Regions from separate parts of the Homo sapiens genome. Here region 2 is linked to region 1. The links are chromatin loops, found by intact Hi-C in ENCODE. Cell type or tissue: MCF 10A. All regions are shown on one strand. Links, peaks and the distances in the headings refer to the core of each region. The heading gives the core; the rest is flanking DNA. Region 1 overlaps LOC124902793 (a long non-coding RNA gene). Region 2 overlaps APLP2 (amyloid beta precursor like protein 2).

Region 1 (11,918 bases), core at 1,315-9,314:
TAGTAATATCCTCACTTTCATTTCTGGTTTTAGTAATTTGAGACTTCTCTCTTTTTCTCTTAGTCAGTCTAGCTAAAGGTTTGTCAGTTTCATTAATTTTTTTCAAAGAACCAATTTTGAGTTTTGTTAATTTTCTCTATTGTTTTTCTGCTCTTTATTTTATGTATTTCTGCTCTAATCATTATTATTCCCTTCCCTTGGCTAGATTTTGGTTTTGTTTGTTCTCATTTTTCTAGTTCCTTGAGTTGTAAAGTTGTTGATTTGAGATCATCACTCTTTTTAAAATACAAGCATTTTCAGCTATACTTTTCTCCCCCAGCACTGCTTTTGTTATATTCCACAAGTTTTGGTATGTTGTGTTCTCATTTTATTCATCTCTAAGTATTTTCTGATTTCCTGTGTGATTTCTTCTTTGACCTGTTGTTTTCTTAAGAATGTGTTGCTTAATATCCACAAATTTGTAATTTTTCAAGTTTTCCTTCTGTTAGTGGTTTCTAACTTCATGTTTCTGTGGTTAGAGAAGATACTTTGTATGATTTTTATCTCTTAACATCTACTGAGATTTCATTTGTGGCTTAACATATGGTCTTCCTGAAGAATGTTCCATGTGCACTTGAGAAGCATATGTGTTCTGTTGTTGTTGGATAGAGTGTTCTGGATATGTTAGATCGAGTTGGTAGTTTTTTTTCTTTTTGTTCATTTGATTCACATTAATGAGATTATATTACACACATATACATTGTTGTTTAAAAAAATGTTTACGTGTGTGTTACATGTATGAGCATAACAGGAAGGTAAGGAAAGCTACCTTGGTTACTTATTTTTTAATTATTTTTTAAAGACAGAGTCTCACTTTGTCACCCAGGCTGGAGTGCAGTAGCCATGATCTCGGCTCACTGCAACCTCCACCTCCTGGGTTCATGCAATTCTTATGCCTCAGCCTCCCAAGTAGCTGGGATTACAGGTGTGCACCACTACGTCTGGCTAATTTTTGTATTTTTAGAGAAGGGGTTTTACCATGTTGGCCAGGCTGATGTGGAACTCCTGGCCTCAAGTGATCCACCCGCCACAGCCTCCCAAAGTGGTGGGATTAACAGGTGTGAACAACTATGTCCAGCCTCTTAGTTTTCCTAGGAACATGACTGGACAGGAACAAGGCAGGGGAAGAGATTGACTTCTCTTTTTTTTCTGAGATATTAAACATTTTATTATAAAAAAGGTTTTGTATTAGATGATTTTGCCCAGCTATAGGCCAACATTAAGTGTTCTGAGCACATTTAAGATAGGTTAGGCTAAGCTAGGATGTTCAGTAGGTTTGGTGTATTAAATGCATTTTTAACTTATGGTATTTTCAGTTTACAGTGGGTCTATTGGAACATAGCCCTATTGTCAGTCAAGAAACTTCTGTATTCCAATGTTTATGAATATAATAATGTTTTTTGTACAATGAAAAAGTCATAATGCCCATATACTTCTGAAATTAACACAATAAAAATTCCAGATAACATTTACAGATTTAAAAGTACACACACATTTTAATAGACATGTAAAACCTTTCATATGACTTTCAGGCATATCTACTTGGCCATTGCAGGCAATAACATATTAAGAGAGACTATCATTCCACTGGTTTGGTGAGAGTACCTGTAAACATGTACCAATAAAAATTATGTAATAATTAAAAATTATGTAAGCACCAAACATTAACTCCAAAAACATGACACCAAATACCTGAAAAAAAAGTTAAGTGATCCCAAACACTGCCATGAATGAAGCAACTTTCTCAGGACCCTTAAAATTAACTTATTTCCCATCATAACAAACCAATTCCCTCATTTTACAAATGAAAATAATGTTCAAAGAGCAAGACCAGTGACTAACACGACTTCTGATACAATACCAAGTTATGACTTCGCATCCACTGAATATACAGGATTAACGCAAATTAGTAGTGACTGCTTTAAGACAACATTTGAACTCTTTGGAAGTGGGTGTTAATTATTTAATTAATTAAATAAAAATTTAGATGTGGCGGAAAAGCTTGGATGACTTACTTTCACACCACCATTATCTTGAATGGGCTATTCAAATACTCTAATGGAAGGAAAAGATTACTCACTTTTTTTTTAGGTCTTTAGTGATTATTACTAGGCTCAGTAGAAACCAGAAGACAATTATTCTCTTAAATATTGAAAAGAGGCAGTAATATAGATAAAGCACATTATTTTCTGAGACTATCCGATGATAGAAACAAAGTTGGCTGAATTCCTTAGGTATTAGAATAAAACACACTAGAATAAACATAAGCTTGATCATTGAGACCTCATGGCAGATCACTTTAAATGAGGTCAAAGAGTATTATTATAAAAAGACAATATATTTCTAATGTTTTGTTTACACACACCACAAACCAGGAAGTTAAACACAAAATAATGTACACTCACTTTCATTATCCTCTATTAGTTTTCACATGGCTTTAACAGTGAAAGAATTTCTAAACTACATTCTCAAATGCAGTAGACTTAAAAAGCCATAAAGTGCTAAACAGAAAAAGATACAACAAAATACGAAACAACTTTGCTTATAATATACAGGGTGGATATTATAAAGAACATTTGGAAATTACTACCCACTTCAGCTTTCCATCCAAGAACACAACCATAAAAATCAAGGCAAGATGTAATGGACTCCTCTTTGAAGACAAGACACTGCTGGAATAAGAGGAAAACCTTTTCACTTTGTGTGGCGTCATTCTGCTTACAGAAACAGTCTTTCAGGAACCTGCATTTACAATATAGCAATCACATGTATACTAAAGGTAAAAAAAAAAAAAAAAAAAAAAAAGACCAAACCCTCAGAAGAGATTAACTTCTTTTCAGAAGTATGCTGCAGGCTGAAGTAAGGATGAAGGTGGCATGTGATGACTATCCCAATCATGGCCTTTGGACCTGCTGAGCAGTGGGAACTATAATTTGTTCAACTTATCCACTTACATGGAATCCTTGCAGAAATTGTGGCTGATCACTGTTGAAGGAGGTTCTGTGATAGACTAGACTTATGAGATGCATGAATAGCTCAGAGTCACTGGACACCTCTTGTGCAACATTCAATGTCTTCCCAGCCTCACCTCTTATTTTGGTCATAGCTGTGGTCAGTTGTTCATGCAAGCTTTGACAGGTTTTGTACAGGGATAAACAGATAATGCTTCCTGTCTGGTTGTGCTACTGATCACTTGTTTTCCACCCTGGGGCGTATCTGACTCTTTGAAAGGTGTAGAAACTTGGTAGGAACCCACCTAATGGTCATGCATGTGCAACTGGGAATTTGGATGGAATAAATACCCAGGAGGCTACTCTTGATCAGTGAGGAGTAGTAGCCAGTGTATAAATGCTTTACCTCTTTGCCATTAGGTGGATAATTCTGAGACATGTTTTAAAATGCTTCTCAAAAAATACTAGTTAGAAAAAAAGAAAAAGGCTCCCAGTGGCAAACATGTCCCCTCTTCCTAGCATTCCCCATGGCATTCACTCCTTCTCTGGAATCACTTTCCAAAAGGCACTGCTTACACAGAAGTCCTTTCCTTGGGCTCTAACTTGGGGAAACCTAGGTTAAAAAAAAAAGTTTGTTAAAAAAAACAGGAGCTAGCTTGAAGGGACATTCTGTCTAACGATGGGATAATTTGAAAACCCAACATATGCCAACAATTTATAAAAACATTGAATATATATAAAAACATTGAATATATAAAAATCATTATAGTTCAAAAGAGAAAGATAAAACTAGACAGTTTTGGAGATTGCCAAGGCACCAAATTATTTGTTAAAAAATTATTAATTGAAAGGAAATAAGCATTTATCTTACCTTTTTGGTATGAACGGTGTATCAGGAAAATTAAATAGTCTTAGAGAACGAGGGAGAGTTTTTATTTATAGGATAATTCTAGCTAATGAATGTAAATGATAGAATTAGAAAATCATTTGGCAATTCCTAATAAAACAATTAATACAGGCAATGATTATTAAATCTAACAAAAGATGTGCAAGACGTCTACACTGAAATCTGTAAAAAAATATTGAGAGAACTTAAGACCTACGTAAAGAAGGCATATATTATGTTCATGTCTTGAAAGACTCACTGTAGTAATAATGTTAATCCTTTCCAAATTGATCCATAGAGCTGATGCAAATTCAATCAATCCTTGGTGTGTGTGTGTTAAACAATACACTGATGTCAAAAAACAAATACAGAAATGCACTTACATGTTTATCACAGCCTGTGAAAGCAGCCAGGAGGGAAGCTGTACCCTGCAAAGCCGCACGGGTGGAGCTGCCCAAGGCACTGGGAGCCCACCTCTTGCATCAGTACACCCTGGATGTGAAACATGGAGCCAAAGGTGATCATTTTGGAGCTTGAAGATTTGACTGCCTTGCTGGATTTCGGACTTGCATGGGGCCTGTAGCCCCTTCATTTTGACCAATTTCTCCAAATTTCTCCCATTTGGAATGGATGTATTTACCCAATGCCTGTACCCCTATTGTATTTAGGAAGTAACTAACTTGCTTTTGATTTTACAGGTTTATAGGTGGAAGGGACTTGCCTTATCTCAGATGAGATTTTGGACTGTGGACTTTCAAGTTAATGCTGCAATGATTTTGTAAAGACTCTGGGGGATCGTTGGGAAAGCGTGATTGGTTTTGAAATGTGAGAGCATTGTATTTGGGAGGGGTCAGGGACAGAATGATATGATTTGGCTGTGTCCCCAGCCAAATCTCATTTTGAATTGTAGCTCCCATACTTCCCACATGTTATGGGAGGGACCCAGTGGGAGTTAATTGAACCATGAGGGCGGGTTTTTCCCTATGATGTTCTTATGATAGTGAATAAGTCTCACAAGATCTGATGGTTTTAGAAAGGGGAGTTCCCCTGTACCTGCTCTCCTTTCCACCATGATTATGAGGCCTCCCCAGCTATGTGGAACTGTGAGTCCATTAAGCCTCTTTCCTTTATAAATTCTCAGGTATGTCTTTATTAGCAGCTTGAGAACAGATTAATACACCAAGTGAGTATCTTCCCTCTCCATTTGGGTTGTTTCTTCCCTCCATGTAAAAGCTCAGCACTGCCCAACATATTTAAACAGTTCCTTTATGAGACACGTTAATTTTCTTCTGCTGGAAGGCATACTGTGGGGACAGCCTATTAAGCCTCAAACCTCTTTTTCTAATTTCTGCCTGGGAAAAATTTGGAGTCAGAGGCCTTACCTAATATTTCATATCCTACAGTGCCACCTATTGGGATGGGATTTTTTTTTTTTCTCCATGGGGGCCCTATCGGCCCTTCATCCAAAACCTCTAGTTCCCCAATTCATCTGCCTCCTATGTCTATTAGGGACCAGGCTCCATGCCCCATCTGTAAACAGCAAAGCTCCACCTTTAACAGTTGAGAGGACAGCTATTCAATTCATATGTTCTTTTGAGACATCTGTTCTACATTCCACCTCCATTGGCATTTAAACAAAAAGGGGATTTTATGTTTGTAAGTCAATTGGTCCCACTCTCTGGGATTTCAATGTTTTGCTAGGGGCATAGCAAGGGAAGCCAGAGATAGTATTGAAACACTTCCTCCTTTAAAGGGTCTCACCCAAATACAACCTCTCCTGGACACCTAGGGTACCCTGGGAGCCTTATGGGCCAAGTGGTTCTAGGAAACCAGCAGGGCAAAGGGTTGGGGCCTAGTGCAGGTCACCATGACTAATCCTGCTGACTAGCTCCTCTATATCCATGGATGAAGGTCATGCTTGCATCCATGGGGCAGTGGCTATGATGGTCACTGGGACCCAGATGATGGGAGAAAATGGGTGAAGGGGGATGCCCTTTTGGCCTTCCCTTCCACGCTGGGTCGCCTCTTCCCTTTTTTCTAGATGGGTAACATCCCATCTTCAAGCCTTCGCTCCCCTCAAGTGTAACCTGGATCTCCTTTAACCCTCAGGCCCTGAAGTTTGCTCTGGGCAAGCCTCAACTTCACTCACAGAAGCCTTCCAGGATTTAACCCAAGTATTTAAACTGTCCTGGAAGAATGTACCAGGGAAAGAGAATCCAATGAGGAAAGTAGCAGTGCCCTTGGAGGATCCTAAATAGGACTATGATGATAGCATCTGAAAATGGAGAAGGAAACCCTTTCAAATGTGTATATTGGAGGGCTTGAAAGGGCTAAAGCCATACCTATTAACTATTCCAAGCTTTCCATGATAGATCAAAAACTAGATGAAAATCCCTCAACCATTTTTTTTTCTTTTGAGATGGAGTCTTCCTCTGTCACCCAGGCTGGAGTGCAATGGTGTGATCTTGGCTCACTGCAACTTCTGCCTCCTGAGTTCAAGTGATTATCCTGCCTCAGCCTTCTAAGTAGCTGAGATTACAGGCACTTGACACCATGCCTGGCTAATTTTTGTATTTTTAGCAGAGGTGGGGTTTCACCATGCTGGCCAGGATGGTCTCGAACTCCTGACCTCAAGTGATCCATCTGCCTCAGCCTCCCAAAGTGTTGGGATTTCAGACATGAGCCACCGCGCCTGGCCTCAATCTTTTTATTTCAATGAAGAGCAGGTTTATTACTCAGGCAGCTCCTGATATTGAAAGGAAGTTGCTGAAACAGGCCCTGTCCAAGATCTTTCTAATTTTTTCTCACCCTCAAGTTGAAACTTTACAGTATGTAAATGACACTCTCCTCTGTGTCCCAACTGAGGAAGTCTCAGGAAGGCACTGAGGCTCTCCTCAATTTCTTAGCTAAAAAGGGGATACAGGGTCTCAAAATCTAAAACTCAGTTCTGTCAGACTTCAGTAAAGTATCTAGGCTTAGTCTTATCAAAAGAGACGAGAGCACCAGGTGAGGAAAGGATTAAGCCCATTTCCTTTAACAGTTGAGGGGATTTTTAGGCATTGCAGGGTTTTGCAGACTGTGGGTACCTGGGTATGGTGAAATAGCTCGCTCTTTATACCACCTCATGAAAGAAACGCACTGAAACTTGCTCCCTAACTTGGGAACCCAAAACTCAAAAGCCTTTAACCAGCCTTGATTTCAGCCACAAGCCTTGCTTCAAGCATCTGCCCTCAATCTTCCCATAGGGAAAGCATTCAGTGCCTATGTGTTAGAAAGGAATGAAATGGCCCTGGGAGTTTTAACTAAGGCTCAAGGTCAGCTAAACAGCCAGTGGGTTACTTAAGTGAGGAACTTAACTTGGTGGCTAAAGGATGGCCAGCTTGCCTTTGAGCAGTTGCAGCAGTGGCTTTGCTGGTGCCGGAGGCCACCAGGTTAACCATGGGGAATAACTTAACTGTTTGCACCCCACACAGTATAGCAGAACTGCTGTCCTCTAAGGGAGTCTCTGGCTAACAGACAATCGCCCCTCAAATATCAAGCTTTGCTGCTAGAGGGATCTACAGTTAAGAACCTTTACTTGCCTGAACCCAGCCACTTTCGCCCAGAAGAAACTGGAGAACCTGAACATGATTGTGAATGGGTAGTGGTGCAAACTGGTAAAAGGAATAATAAGGATCACTGTTTATATTCTCTGTAAAGTTTTAATTAATAAAAAGCATTTTCTTAAAGAATGCTCAGCTTAATTAAAAGTGGATATCCAAGTTATAGGTATATTAAAAGGCCATTTTTTCCCCTCATATCTTGTTTTTTCTGGAAAAGGTTTTTTCTCAGTTGACTGCATTACTTTACTGTGTTTCAACACTCCTGGCACATGCATGAAAGGCCCTAAGATGAGTTCTGGTGGCATAGAACTCCTTGGGAGAACAGAAAAGGCACCACAGATCCCATTTTGGGAGAAATCTCTGTTTTCATCATGGAACCCCTGGAATTAAAGGTGAATAAATCCCTCTCAAAATCTGTTTTTGTCTTACAGTCATGCCTGTCTGTTAGGTTGCAGAAACTACATGCTTTCCTGGCCCTATTCTTTTTTTGTTTTTTTTTTACATTTTCTTTTTTATTATACTTTAAGTTCTAGGGTACATGTGCACAACGTGCAGGTTTGTTACATATGTATACATGTGCCATGTTGGTGTGCTGCACCCATTAACTCGTCATTTACATTAGGTATATCTCCTAATGCTATCCCTCCCGCCTCCCCACGACAGGCCCTGGTGTGTGATGTTCCCCTTCCTGTGTCCAAGTGTTCTCATTGTTCAGTTCCCACCTATGAGTGAGAACATGTGGTGTTTGGTTTTCTGTCTTTGCGATAGTTTGCTCAGAATGATGCTTTCCAGCTTCATCCATGTCTCTGCAAAGGACATGAAGTCATCCTTTTTTATGGCTGCATAGTATTCCATGGTGTATATGTGCCACATTTTCTAAATTCAGTCTATCATTGATGGACATTTGGGTTGGTTCCAAGTCTTTGCTGTTGTGAATAATGTCACAGTAAACATACGTGTGCATGTGTCTTTATAGCAGCATGATTTATAATCCTTTGGGTATATACCCGGTAATGTGATGGCTGGGTCAAATGGCATTTCTAGTTCTAGATCATTGAGGAATCACCACACTGTCTTCCACAATGGTTGAACTAGTTTGTAGTCCCACCAACAGTGTAAAAGTGTTCCTATTTCTCTACATCCTCTCCAGCACCTGTTGTTTCCTGACTTTTTAATGATCACCATTCTAACTGGTGTGAGATGGTATCTCATTGTGCTTTTGATTTGCATTTCTCTGATTGCTGGCCCTATTCTTAAAGGGCTCCACCCTGAGCTGCTGGATCTTTTTCTGTCTGTCTGCATAGTCATATGTGTGATGTGTATGATGTCTATAAAAAGAGCTCTAATTAACTTAAAAAAGGATAAGCACTTGGATAAAATATTTTTAAAGGAAAAGTAAGAGCTGTAATGACTCATTTTACATAACTTTAATCTTTAAAAAAAAGAACAGACTTAGGGATTGTTGGTAAAATACAAATGTCTTCAAGGTGTAAAGACGTAGTCTAGATTATGTAGGTCAAATGCTAGGTTTGCTAAATGTTTTAAGGTTGTGAACTGTTTCTGTGGCCTTTAAAAACTGTCAACTTGCTTGCTTCACAATTTGTAAGGCCCGGGAACATATGGAAGTAACTATGCCCCTAACTATGTTGGAAGGAGTCAAACAATCTGCACCTTGCACATAATTGAAACAACTTACCAGGTTTTACATTCAGGTTAAAAATTGCTAAGCATTACCATTATGACATGTAATTGAAACTACTGAGAATATATTTACATGTAAGGTGTGTAAAAACAGTAAAATGTGTTTTTAGTAAAAGATTATAAGAAGGCATGGAAGTGTACATTTTGCCTAGGGATAAAGAACTGTCTTAAATTAGGTTTAAGCAAATTGGGGAAAAATTGTAAAAACGATTTTTCTGTAAATTGAGCACTGAAGTAAAAGTACAACAAGGTTTTTTAAGACACTAATCTGTTCTTTAGCAAAATATGTAAATGGTTATAAAAGGTTTGTGAAAATGTCATCTCCTGGTCAAACTGGTTAAGGTTGGATAGAATCATCTATAAGGTTTCATTAAAAATTGGGGTTAGGCCAGGCGCGGTGGCTCACTTTGGGAGGCCAAGGCGGGTAGCTCATCTGAGGTCAGGAGTTCGAGACCAGCCTGGCCAACATGATGAAATCCCGTCTCTACTAAAAATACAAAAGTTAGCCGGGCGTGATGCCTTGTGCCTGTAGTCCCAGCTACTTGGGAGGCTGAGGCAAGAGAATTGCTTGAACCCAGGAGGTGGCGGTTGCAGTGAGACAAGATCGTGCCATTGCACTCCAACCTGGGCAACAGAGCAAGACTCCATCTCAAAAAAAATAAAAATAAAAATGAAAATTGGAGTTAACATCAATAGTAGACTAATGCAAGGGTAAAATTGAACTTTCTCTCTTGAACAGGATTTTCATGTAATAGTAAAAGCTGATGAATGTTTTTTGCTTTTTCAAAACTTTGACCCATCATTTTGGCAAAACAAATAACTTACGATAATCTAAAATTCTGTTTCATAATATTAAGTGCTTTGAAACTCTAACATATTTAACAGGCTTCCCCAAATCAAACTTCAGCCTCAAGGTTTTCTTTCCTGACCCCTAGCTTTTTGGTGCTACAGAGGGCCCCTGGAGCACCCAGAAGAGAGGTAAAGAACATTATTTGACATGTTTAGGTACATGGAATTGCCAAAACGAAGTCTAATCTTCTTCAAGTTATATGTTAGGAATAATACTAACACACATTCAGAGCCAATCTGAAAGGCCTAAGTAAAAATAATTATTCTTGCTGTACTTTATGCAAAAAATCAAACCAGGTATAAGACTAAAGTTTATTTTGCAAACAACTCAGTCCTATCACAATCTGTTTTTAATAAAAATAAGGACTGAAGGGACAGAAATTGTTTCAAAACTTATCACACAGCTGTCATTAATTTCTAGTCTCATTAGTTGTTTTTAAGTTCTTGCCTATATTTTAAACAAACCTTGCTTATTCCTGTAAACCAATCAGCGATCTCAAGCTGCAGCTCAGAGGAGACAGAAAGGGATGGGCAATGTAAAAATCTGGAACAATATTCCAGTTCTGGGCAATTATACTACAAACCTGCCAGGTAATAAGAATAAATAGAGTACCCGTAACCCAGAGGTTTCCTTTTTGGGAAAGTGCGACCAAGAAAGGTAACCAAAGCCAAGTTCAAGCACCCAAATCTTAACAGGCATAACTGTAGCCACCAGTTATCAGAGCATGACAGCAGCCTCGGGATTTTTTAAAGCTGTCCTTATCCACCTTGTCTTGTTTTAATACACGTCCTCTAATAACTCAAATTGTTTCTTTTTGCCTAGAGGCTATCAAGCTCCAAATGGTAATGCAAATGGAACCATGCATAAATGTATCTTTCTTCTGGGGACCCTTAAACCAGCCCTGGGAAAATCCTAGCTGCTGTTACCCACACAATGCCCCTCTCCAGTGGGAAGTAGCTAGAAAAATCAACACCCGGTCTCCCTAGCAGCAGTTAAGGGTTCCACTCCTCAAGGTGGGGATGAGGGAGAAGGAATGGAAAAATTAGTTGGGTAAACAACTAACAGACTAGTCCTTGGAGAAGCTGCCTGTCTGAAAAATTGTGACGCTGCCTGCCTGAAAAATCACAGCTACAGGCAAAAATAGAGCAGCCTGGAAAAAATTCAGACTGCAGGTGTACAGATAAGCCACAGATAAACAGGTAAGGCAGGCACAGTCCAGCACAGAGGCTGTTTTTGTTCTTTGTATGATTAGCGAGCTCCCAGGAAAAAGTTTCTCCCCTTTTCAGACATGTACATGGTGGGCTCCAAGGGAACTTGCCCAGGGGGGAAGGGGGCTTACTTAAACCCACACTTACACAAACAAAAAGCTGTACTTTGTGCTTACCTACAGACATACCCACAACTGTATAGATAAGGGGAGTTATGCAGACAGTTTTATAGATAAGTTACTCAAACGGTTACGGAGATGAGAGCAGTTTCTTATAAAAGCTTTTGAATTCAACTGTAACCTGGCCACCATCCGGGACCCCTCTCCTCTGTGGAGAGCTTTCTTCTTTTGCTTATTAAATTTTTGCTCCAACCTCACCCTTTGTGTCCATGCTCTTTAATTTTCTTGGTTGTGAGACCACGAGCTCAGATAATACCTTAGACAAAGAGAACAGTGACCCTGACCTGTTTCAGGAGGGTGGATGTGCACCCCATTACCCTGGCTCCCACCAGTAGCAGCCCATGAACTGTGTCCCATGCTTCCCAGGCAAGATCGTGTCAGCCAGCAGGCCGACTGCATGCCAAGCACCTGAGACCTGCTCTGCTGCCGAGGCCTGACTTCTGGGACCACTTTCCAGAATTTGCTCATCACCTATTCCTGAGGATGCTACTCTCAAGCCCCA
Region 2 (11,918 bases), core at 1,402-9,401, 340 kb before region 1:
ATGAATAGCATGTTTTCATTCTTTGAAAGGAAGTTCAATAACTGGATAATTACCCATCAATTTCGCGAGGTTATACTTTTCCAGCGTAAAACACTTTCACATCACAGGTGGTATACGCAGGCATAAAGCGATGTCATGCTTAGCTTATATACACAGATATTAGAATGTAATACCTTTTCCTCCCTCATCATCTTTCCTTAGCTTCAGCTTTGCCAGAACTTGTCATACAAATGTCACTTTTACTGACCTGAGTGTCATACATTGGTCCCCTACATATACCACCTCAGGGCAGGCAGTGCTAGGGGCAGGACTCACCCGTGGCGGGTCAGACTGCAAGGCAGCCAGGTAGTTCTCCAGAGCCATCCGACGGCGGTCATTCAGCATAGCTTCCACTCGGGCCAGGTGGGTCTCCACCAGCTGCTGCTTCTCACTGGCTGCTTCCTTCTCTAAAGCTTTAACCATGGCTTGGAAGTGCTAAACCAAGAAAGCAGGAACCACACATGATTTGTGGCACCCAGAGGAAGCCTAAGCAAGCACCCTGAGACCCCAGTGCTTCTCCTGTCAGTGCCCATGCGAGACAGTAACAGGTTCGGAGAGTGGAGCAAGGGTAAGATCCAAAGTCTACTTCATCCTACCTTCATTCTACTTCTATCAGGAGAATTACTTCCTTCTTTAAAGAGAGCAAGTTAAACCTCAGTGTCAAAGGGCCTCCTTAGTATCTGTGTAACTACAAGTGCTAGTGCCTGCAAGCCCAAGGCCTGGTTTCTCAATATGCACTATAAAAAAAGAACACTGTCCTTCCCACATTGCAGCAAGGCACTAACTTCCAAACTCTGAGACCACTGACCAATGGGAGTTATGTGGTAAGTTCTGTTGAAGTATTCCTGTCATTAGGTTAGTGCAAAAGTAATTGTGATTTTTGCCATTACTATCAATAAAGTCATGAAGGGCAAGTTATCCGTGAGGTATCCAGCCAGGTTTACAGGTACAGTTTAAGCCTGCTGAACTACATTTCCCTGAACAAGATGCACTGACTTCTGTAGGAATTAAAACTGTTAGATTTTCTAAGTGATCAATAAAAAAGCCTTTTAAGATTATTTTTAACACTTTATTAAAGTGTTACATTAGGAGGAAAGGCATTTCAGCTAAACATAAAATGATTTAAAATTTACAAAATCAGTTTTGTAAAAACCAAATCAGTCCTGGAAATTGCTATCCCTATTCCTAGCAACACTCTTCTACTGAAGGGGAATGCAGTTTGCTGCTATGATTTTAGTTATAGTCTACAAAGTTAGAGATGAATTGTATCAGAGATCTTTATTTTCTATCCTTTGACTTTCAATTAGTCTTAAAAAAAATTCAGTACTGCTGAAAAACAAGTCACAGTCTAAGACTGAAAATGGCAGAGGACTTTTGCCAGGAAAGCAGAATTAACGAAAGGCAGCTGAGCTAAGGTTACCTTCTGGCATGAATTAGGTGTGCTCTGGTGGGGGTTTGGTTTCCTTCTACCATAGGTTAGCAATACTTGAGGTGAAAAAGAAAAACAGGCCAGTTACAACTTCCTTGTAAGCCCTCACCTAAAAGGAGGTGGTGTCCAATCCTAATTTCGTTGGGAATGGGGCTCTGACCGTATTTTCCAATGGTCAGGCTGAAAGCTATGTCCCCAGAGAAGGCATCTTACCTGAATCAGAGTCTGCCTCTCTGCTTTGGGGAGGTTCTTAGCTTGAAGCTCTGCCTCTTCCCATTCCTTCTTTACCTAGAACAAAGGTCAAAAACGCCGTCAGCAGTGATTAATACCCCGAAACAACTCCTCCATTTGCTAAAAACACTGTCAGATGCTAAATCTCACAGGAAACTGCAAAAGGAAACCAATCACACAATCTCTTAGGAGCTTAGCATTGTTACTGCCTCAGAAGGTTCCAGGCCTCAACTATCCCCAGATGGAGCCTCAATTCCATGACCTCTTTGTTACATAACCTTGAGTAAGTTATTTAAAAGTCTCTGTGCCTTAGTCTCCTCACCAAAAAAATTGAGGTTAATACCTACTTTTCAGAGCTGATGTGGATAAAACAATAAGCATTTTGCAAACTGTAAGCCCAACATGGGACTGTGTGGGATTTGGGGTGGAGCTTAGGCCTAGCAAGGCATTCCCTTTTCAATTCTCTTCAATCCTGAGTAAATCCAGAAGAAAAGTTGCACTTTGGTGTTCCTGCTGCTCTCTTATAACCCTTTTAAAGGAAAAGAAACATCTCTGAGACTCAGAACCTTCCAGAGACAGCAGTATCTAGCTAGCATGTATTAGTACATGTTTGCTTTCATCTAATATATTTGTATGGTTGGTCACTTTCTTCTCACGGCAAATGGTACTAGCTTTTTATTGATAACAGTGATATAAAGTTTCCTTCTTTAAAATAAAGAAATTTTAAAGCAAGTTAATGGCAAAAAAAAAAAAAAAAAGGGCAGATAATGGTATAGGAAGTGCTCAGAGGATAATTATATTATATATTATCTGGATGCAGGTGGTGAAGAAGTCCACCCAGAAGGCAGCTCCACTGGTAACTCTCTCCTGACTCACCAGTCCTTATACATCAGCATGACAATCTAGGGAGAAGCTATTACTTTTCTTCAGCTATGAGAACCATGCTACCCAAAGCCAAGTACCATGAAGATGAAGAAATTGTCAAGGTTTACCCTGTCCATTCGGTTGCGGTGCCGAATCTCCAGCTGCTCCTTAGCCTTCTGGAAGCGAGCATGCTCATTATCATCTGCAGAGGTCTCGAAATACACATCAACATCATTGGTTGGCAGAGGAGTTGGAGGAACTGAAACAAAATTACAGAGGGAGTTCTCTTTGGGATCAGATGCACTGTGCTCTAGGAAGAAAACCCAGCTCAGGACCTGCAGGATGGACTCAATTTGTTTTGTGGCATTCTCTAAGTGCAGGGTGCTGCTATCTGCCAAGACTTCACTTGGTTAGATTACAGTGGGCAATCTTCCTTACACAATATTCATCAACCATGTCAGCCCACGCTAATACAGCAATTTATTGGCAGCTTCAGCACCAGTGAGGCATCTACTTAAGACCTCAGGGCTGAAAAAGAGGTGGTTTCTTCTATACCTTCCCTTCAGTGCTCGAACCCTGGAAACCTAAACAATAGCTACCTTATTGCTCGTAACTGAGCATCTGAACAGAGACAAGGGCAGGAATCAGACCCTGTAGAGGCACTTTTATGCAATTCCTTATTTTTAAAGAAATTTATTACTCAGGTACCTCTGCTCTTCTGGCTATCTTTGAGTCTTAATTTACAACAGAAAACAGGCTCAAGTGAATGTTCTTTGCATATACGCTGGGTAGAGAAAGTCCCCATCACTCCAGCTATAATTTTGAGTTTTCAGTATCAGTGAAGGACTCTTAGCCCCACCATCAGTGACAGAACCAACAAGGATAAAACTGAGTTGCTCTATTTGACAAGGACACCTTTCACCGATATGAAGATAGGGCTTTTTGATCCATGACACTGACCAATAGGGCTTCCCAAGCGTTCCCCAGAGCACAGGCCCATTGGAGCACCCCCGACTGCTGGATGGGCATAATCTCTCATGGGGCCCAAGCAAGTCTCTGCACGATGGAATTTAGCCTGATAAGGGAAAGGACTGAGATGACAAGTTTACTCAGTCAGCCTCTCAAGACATACCTAAGGTAACACTTACTAGCCTAATTCATGCAAGATTTCCCAAGCTGGTGTGGACTTGCTTGATAGATTATGACACAATTTCAGAGCTAAGTGGAGAGTGAATGCCAAGGTTCAACTGATTTTTAATTCAGAAGCAAATTCACCTAATTTCTAGAATTGTATCATTTTAATACATTAAAACAACCATATAATTGATGAATACAGCTACAAATTAGCCAGCCAGTTCAACTTTTTTCTGTCGGAAGCATCTTTTATTTGCCCATTTAACAGACCTAAAAACGACAACTAAAGTCATGAAGAATATGAGCCCTACATAAGTTTTAAAAGGGTGTCAATATCCCACTTTCAGATTAACTAAATTAGAATCGATAACTTGGTAAATGCCATTCCCCAAGACACTCGCAAGTTCAGTGGAGGAGAATTTCAAGCACTGCAGTCCATCATGCGGATCAGTGACACATGCCTGTGCTATAAAGGCCTGAGCGCTGGAGACGGAGCCTTTGGTTCACATTGCTGGACTGGAAAAAGGGAACAGCAAACACAGGCTGCTTCCAGCCTCCCTGGGACCAGAGTGGAGAGGACAGCGGGCCGAAATGCTTTTTTCTGAAGACACCCTCGGTCCCTGTGGAATCACCCACTCATGAAGCCGGCACATCCGCCAGCCTCAGCCCCTTCAAAGAAGAACAAAAACGCTCCCACTGGAAGTAAACTTGATGCTTCTCAACCTGCAAAGCCCTCCAGGCAGAGGCCCCACAAGAACATGAACACAAAGCTTCTCCGAGGCAAATCTCATCCAAGCCACAGCAAACGGGAGTTTTACAGACCTGCCACTCCATCATGTCTCACAGCACCACCCAGCTGACCCTTCGGGTAGAGATCACCACCTCCACACTCAGTGGGATTCCTCAGGCTTCAGTCCAAGTTTTACAAAGCAGTAAGTATCACAATAATTTCTATTTCTAAATCTTTCCTGAAAACGCAAAGTTTATTCACCAAGGTTCCCTAAGGCCTCCTTTTCTTTCACCTTTCAACTGTTACCGAATAAAAACAGCTTTCCTGGAGCTGGAAGGGAAGCACTCAAGGCACTGCCATATTACATTAAGATTTGAAAGATCTTTTGGTAGAAGGAAGGAAGAGGGAACATGAAGGCATGTGAATGAAAAACCGTCAGAAGCTATAGCCAAATTCTTCATAGCAAATTATTACTCCAACAAATTCCAGAGTAGGAACCAAGAAAAACTGTCTGGCCTGAGGATTTTCCTAATGTGTAGGTTAGTGCTGCAAGGTGAGAGACTGAAGGTCTTAACGAGAAAAAGGAGTAGCCATGGAGAAAAGGGAAAACTCTTGGTAGAAACTCTTTCTACCAACGTCCAGCATAAACCCAACTCAACTGAACCACTGACCTTCCTGTCACACCAAAGCACACACCAACTGAAATCCTCTCACTTCCTAAAGCTGTGTGACCCGGTTGCAAAATATTGAAGAAACAGAGTGAGTCACTACCACTTGGCTGCTAGCTCTCTCTAGAGTGCATTATGCAAGATATTTCAATATTCTAGACTGCCCAAAGTACTTCACTGTCACTCCTTTCGAGAGGAGGCGCCCCATGAGCTGGCATGCATCACAGGGGTCAGTGACAGGGCAGTTCAAAGACAGGAATGTTCAGTGCCTCTAAGCTAGAGCCAGCCCAGGGGACAGCTGCCTTCCCCACCAATACTACAGTGGCCTGGGGACCTGCAGACTCCAAAGCCAGACAAGAAAGAACAAGCCCCTGGCTGTGCTGCCCGCTATACCAAGGTGGGTACGCACCATCACCACCAAGCACCACCAGACACACGGTGAGCACAGGACACGAGAACTGAGCTTACCACTGCCGGCAGGAGAGCAAAGCCTAGATCTAGAAAGCACAAAGATGAGGGGAAGACGACCGACAGCAAACACCCGAGTGGGCAGGGACACCACACAGATGCAGCCACGAAGACGGCAGGGAGACGGACGCCAGACAGGACGGTGCTGCCGCACGGGACCAGCGCGAGGCAGGACTTACTCATCGCTTTACACACAGCCATACAATAATCCTCAGACTCAAAATTGTTCCTGTTGCCGCCGCAGCCACCATATATAAAGCGCACGCACTTTCCCTTGGAGAGGTCGAAGTACCAACGAGGCATCACGGCCCGGCAGGGCCCCGTCATCGCCTCCTGGGAGCAGACAGCTGTGTGAAAATGGTCAGAGTGTCAGCAGGACAGAGGCAGTGACGTCAAATGCTTCAAAATGCTACAGGCTGGCGAGCTGGGGGATGGGCTGGGGGAGGCCTGAGACTGGACGGAGCCTGGAGGCCCGGTGGCCGAAAGCTCCAGCTCAGGCCAGCCTTGCTGAGGACAAGTTGCTTCCCCACAGAGTAGAGACATTTAGGAACTGGGATAAATATTTTTTTGGCACCCTCTGGAGTCTAGATCTGAGTTTAGATTGACGTAGAGCAATTCCTTTGTCTCACAGCTGCGAGAGCCTCACATTTCTGATCTGTTCAGTGGAGGTATCTGCCTAGTTTGTCTATTCAGGAGACAGTGTGAGTGGAAAGGCTGCTTTAAGTGGTGATACCCGTAGTAAAGACAAGCACCTAGAACGGACAATTGTTTCCCACTTTTATGTTCTCTAAGGCAAATCACAAACTTCTCAACTGGTTAAGTAATTTCCCCCAACTTGGGTCCTAAATAATTCTTCGCATCTTAATTGGTTTCAAATATACGATCAGCAGGAGGCTGCATGTTAATGGCTCTGGAACTACTGCAACCTTTTCGTGTTTTAATTGGCAAGATGAGAAAAAAAAAAAACTGCAGGCCCCAATCTGTTACCAGCAGGTCAATAAATTTCACCCTCCCAACTAAAACATCTGGACAAATAGGGCAGCCTACAGATTAGAAGACAAGCAGGAAAAGAAAAACCAAGAAAACCATTTCTATTCTAGGAGGCCAGAACTTGAGTGGTATCGAAGAGGGGAGCTCCCCTTGGGGAGGGAACATTTTAGGATGAATGTGGAAGAATCCTGCTGAAGGGCGGACTACGTTGTCTCTCTTACTCTCTAGTCCCCGTTCTCTAATTCAATCCTACATCTCTCCCTGGATGTGCCTGCCTGCCCACTTTGTTAAGACGGCACCATCCCATCACTGCACTGGAGAGCTGAACTCACCTTCAGTGCAGAGGTACCACACCTTTCCTTCTGTGACTGACTTACCTGTGACAGACGCAATGCAAAAGTCTAAGTGAATAATTACCACATGGATTTCAAAGCCATGGCTCTACATGGGGTTACCTTTGACATCATGAGTAATTTCCTTGTCTGACATGGTGCCGTCGCTGCCGGGTTCAGTAGGATTCTCCTCATTGTAGTCATCTCCTTTGAAGGTGTCATAGTAGTAATCTCGGTCCTCCACCACTTCCTCCCCTTCTTCCTCATCCTCATCATCCTCATCCACAGCTGCTTCTGTGAAGTCTTCCAGATCTGCTTCAGTAGGAAATTCACTGAAGGCCAAAATAGAAAAAAAGGAAGGTTAATAGCTCCTATGTGCAAAGCACAACAATGGGTCCCTTCTCTATTCTGAAACACAAAAACAGAGGCAGGAAATAAGCTCAACGCACATTTCACCGTGCCACTAAGCCCTGGGGCCCAGCTACATCAGCAAACGGGAAGTATTTGTGAACATTTGAATCTAATCATGATACAACAATAAGACAAATCCAAATTCAGGGATATTATGTTAAACAAATGACACGGACTCTTAAAAAATATCATAGTAACCTGCAGAAAATAACAGCTCAGAATGATGTAAACACAAAAATCACAGGTACTCCTGTGATTGGCAATGGCTAGAATGAAATGCAAGCTTAATCAACTCTAGCAGAACAAAGGAATGCCCAGTTTATCCAGAAGTGAGGGACTAGCAGCCAACAGCCGTCTTTACAGAAGGGCTAACAAAAAGGCAAAACGACTTCACAGTTCAAAGTAGAAGAGTTACCTTTTATAAACATCATAGTCTTCCTCTTCATCTTCCTCTTCCTCTTCCTCTTCATCTTCCTCTTCCTCTTCTTTTGACACAGATCCAATAATCTTTGTCTGAGGGCAGCACACATATTCAGTGCCATGGAACTGGTCTACCCCACATGGGAGCAGCATGCCGTAGCTATATAAGGTCATTCCCTGAGTCAGACATGCCTAAAAGAAACCCACAGGCCACATCAGAACATACTCCAGAGTAAACGTGGTCAAATACACTCCGATCTCTACCCTCCAAAATAAACCCTTATCAAATCACTTAGCAATGCTTTCTCTTATGAACACATACATTTTCTGTCAAAAAAAAATTGTAATAATATTATTGTAAGATTTATAAATTTTAATTTACAATGGGGAAACATGATCTGGTCCAAAAATACTGAAATCCCAAATGTGGAAAAAAGTCAGGAAGAGAGCATTTTTTTCTAATAATGACTAAAGCCAGATAAGGTGGTCAATGTTAATAGATACTCACCACTGGTGCAAGCACTACTTCAGTATTTGACCAAAGGAAGATTACTGACCAAAGAGCAGAGCCAGCCTAATTACAGAAGACAAGAAAGGGTACTTCTTGCCACCAGAAAAGTGAGATGGCATGCAGTCCTGCCTGTGCATATGTCCAGACCTATATTTTCTATCACTGGCGATTTCCATGCCGGCCTTAGGGTTAGGATGGTTTCCTGGGAGCCTCACCAGCAGCATACAGTATTCTCGCTCAGCCACCTCCTTAACATCCTCAACTTCAGGAGCTGACTGTCAACACTGAGCTCTCCTACACAAATACCTACTTCTCTCCCAAATATTTCTAACTTATAAGACAGAAGTAATTGTAAACCTTAAGGAGATAATGGGGGAAACATAACTAACTTAAAAGCATGGTGAGATTTGGAGAAAAGTGCTACTTCCCTCCTAACAGATACAACAGCAGCTGACTTTCCCCCCGAGTTCTCTTACCTCTTTGACTACCGTGTGCCAGTGCTGGTGATTCTCACACACCTCCATCCGCTCTTTGTGGAAAAACTGGCACTTTTCTGGAACTAGCAGGACATCACTTACAAATTCACCCACTGGAAAAGAGAATCTTTGTCAGAGCGGATCTGACCATGATTTCAAGGTGAAAATGCCCCTCACTGAAGTTTATGATGATAGTCTACACAGCCAGGAGCAGTCTCATGTATACGAGCAGATGCACATCTCGTACCTTCAAAGGCTGACTGGATGGTACAGTTCTAGCCAAGCAGCCACAAGAACTCACCAATCTGTCAGAGCCATGATGCCAGGGACCTTTTAAAAGCCCCCTGACTGCAGTCCCACTGCAGGGCTACAGCAACACGTGACGGGGAATATAATAGGATCACCTCCATGCCCGCCTCAGACACACACAGCTACTCTCCCCACATGGCTCTGCCTTCCTTATTCCTGCCCACACCTCTGTAATCAAATGCCCAAGAAACTAAAACCAGGTGTTCTACTCAAGTACAGATGAATCTTTAGACAAAACATGATGTAATAATTGAATCCAGTAAGAATAATCAATGATTAATTACAAAGGGGCAAAGGTGTCTTTACGGTGGGAAGCCTTGGCAAACTACCTCAGCCAGATAACCAATTTAACACCACTGATAACGAGCAAACTGGTGTGTGTGATGTCCTAAAAATAATATATCACCTACACAGTATTTCTGCCAAAATATATTATCATTTGAATCTAATCATGCTAAAACACTAAGACAAATCCAAACTCAGGGACATTACATTAAACAAATGGCATGGACTCTTAAAAAATATCATTGTCATGAAAGTTTTTGTTTCTAAAGAAAGACTAGGGAACTATCCTAGATGAAATGTAGTATGTGATCCTTTTAAAAAGGAAGCTATAAAAAACACTAGTTGGACACTTAGGAAAATTTCCAAACATGACAACTGTATTGTCATTATATATAGAAGAATGTCCCTGGCTCTTAGGAGAAACCAGCTGAAATACTTAGAAATGAACTGTCGTGATATCCCAACTTACTTTCAAATGGTTTAGCAACACAAAAATATACATATAAGATGCAGAGAGAGAAAAACATCAGGTAAAACTGGAGAATCTAGGTAAAGGGTACAGAGATATTCACTATTACATTTTCTAAAACTTGTCCCAAAAAGTCGGGAGAAAGATACACATAGCTGTTTATTTACAGGGAAAAGATGGTATGTGATTTGTTTCCAAATAATCAGGGTTGTGAGGGAGTGGGCCTATAGAAGGTGGAAGAGTGGCTCATGAACTGATGGTGGTTACAAAGCTGGGCAACCAGTACGTGAGGGTGAACGGTATCATCGTCTCTTGTTTGGCCATGTTTGTAATTTGCCACAATAAAAAGTTAGAAATATACAACACATCACTGGATGATCACCCCAAGACTCTGATCAGTAGTGTAAGGTAAGGCTCAGTAATCTACACTGGGCATACGTCTGCCATGTGCTCCACACAGTGTAGAGGGAGAGGAAGAGAGGGCGAGAAGGGTGCTTAGCCCAGGAAGAGATGCAGGAAGCAGTGGCAGGAAGATGCAGCTGGCAGACTAACCTCTGAGGTTAAGGGGGGAAAACCCTGAAAATATCATGAGAAAGTAATGTGGTCTAAGAAAGGGCTTAGGGCCCAGCTAGTGGGAAGTCTACACAGACCCACCCAGCCTCGCCATCATGGATGAGTCTCTCAGGATCCTCTGCCTTGGGCCTCGGGCGCAAGCACTGAAGTCAGTCTTTCTACCGCCCCAGTGGTAAGAGAAAGGGAGTTGCTGATGTGTAAGTAGGGGAAGATGGGCTCCTGACATGACAAGCTGTAGCAGTGTAACAGTCCCCCCACATGAAAACTGCATTACAAATGGCAGTCAGGTTTCTCAGCACTGCTAGCACAGGGACTTTGGGATCACACAGCTCAATGTGACACTGAAGCAGGATTGCGAAAGTGAGCCTGACATGCTGCTTACCCTTGAGGACCCCAAAGGCTCTAGGGGAGGCAGTACCTGCAAACAGGCTTTAGCAATCAACGAGACTTAAAAGCATTGCTTAAAAATAGCAAAAATACCAACAGTAAGCTAGAATCTGCCTCTACGAGAATGAACAACCCTGATACTCAATCTAAGTAGAAATTACTTCAATTCTGACATCCAACCACCAACTCACATGGTTTAATGTGATTATTCTGAATTAACTAGGCTGTTTTTGTTCATTTATGACAAAAAGCAACAAAAGTGGATGCTAAAGGAAAAGTATATGCAGGGTTGAATGCTAGGGTTCAATCTCAGCACTGTCATTTACTAGCAGAGTAACCTTAGCCAAGTTACTTAACCTTTCTGTCCCTCGGTTTCTTTATCTTGTGGGGACTAAATGACATAATCTATACAACAAGAAAAGCTTAGAACAGAAACTATTGTTCCACATGTGGGTTTGTTGTTTAAAATAAAAACAGAAACTGACACCTGGTAGGCACTATTGATGTTAATGTTAGTGAAGTCTTGAGGAACTAGTTTTATACGAACTATTCAACCATACTCATAAAGCAATGTATATTTAAGCAACAGTTAATGCACTTTAATTTGTAAAACCTCACTTTTAAATGTGCAACTGCAACATCAAAAAAATTTAAAGCAGCAATTTCACTACTAATCTATATTCTATAGAAACACAACAACTATTTTTTTTTTTTTTTTTGAGATGGAGTCTCGCTCTGCTGCCCAGGCTGGAGTGCAGTGGCGCAATCTCAGCTCACTACAAACTCTGCCTCCCGGGTTCAAGTGATTCTCCTGCCTCAGCCTCCCAAGTAGCTGGGACTACAGGCACGTGCCACCACGCCCGTCTAATTTTTTTGTATTTTTAGTAGAGAGACGGGTTTTCACCATGTTAGCCAGGATGGTCTCGATCTACTGACCTTGTGATCCACCCCGGCCTCGGCCTCCCCAAGTGTTGGGATTACAGGCGTGAGCCACTGCGCCTGGTCAGAAATACAACCTTTAACTCAATCTATACAACACCTTGGATAAACTAAAAAATGATGTAAAGTAAAAGCAAGCTGTAAAAGGTCAGGTACAGTATGATGCCATTAATGTAAATTTTAAAACACAAAAACATTGTTTATAGATGCATGTAAATGTTGCAAAAGAACTGAGACCAGCCTGGCCAGCATG

Evidence for each region. A loop is a pair of places that touch in the nucleus more often than their neighbours do. Peaks named below come from ENCODE experiments on the same cell type or tissue, not always from the same donor. Only the 100,000 strongest peaks of a DNase experiment are listed, where the experiment ranks them.
Region 2: it touches region 1 in a loop (10-fold over the local background); 16 of 110 quality-filtered maps call a loop at or near these places.

What each region holds. Positions count from the first base shown.
Region 1 is chr11:129,778,958-129,790,875 of GRCh38, reverse strand. The region is part of intron 1 of LOC124902793 (a long non-coding RNA gene); the gene reads left to right. Among named protein-coding and RNA genes, the nearest start is that of TMEM45B, 31 kb to the left of the region's middle. In MCF 10A, for the core only: a CTCF peak has its summit at 5,284 (motif pointing left); DNase peaks (open chromatin) are centred at 3,165 and 5,275.
Region 2 is chr11:130,117,604-130,129,521 of GRCh38, reverse strand. APLP2 (amyloid beta precursor like protein 2) reads right to left here. Exons shown (of 17, transcript NM_001142276.2): 4 at 8,704-8,816; 5 at 7,712-7,908; 6 at 7,009-7,217; 7 at 5,743-5,910; 8 at 2,692-2,822; 9 at 1,682-1,756; 10 at 316-474. Among named protein-coding and RNA genes, the nearest start is that of ST14, 36 kb to the left of the region's middle. RefSeq lists enhancers at 5,297-5,796, 5,797-6,298, 10,553-10,632. In MCF 10A, for the core only: no CTCF peak of the experiment used is centred there; a DNase peak (open chromatin) is centred at 5,211.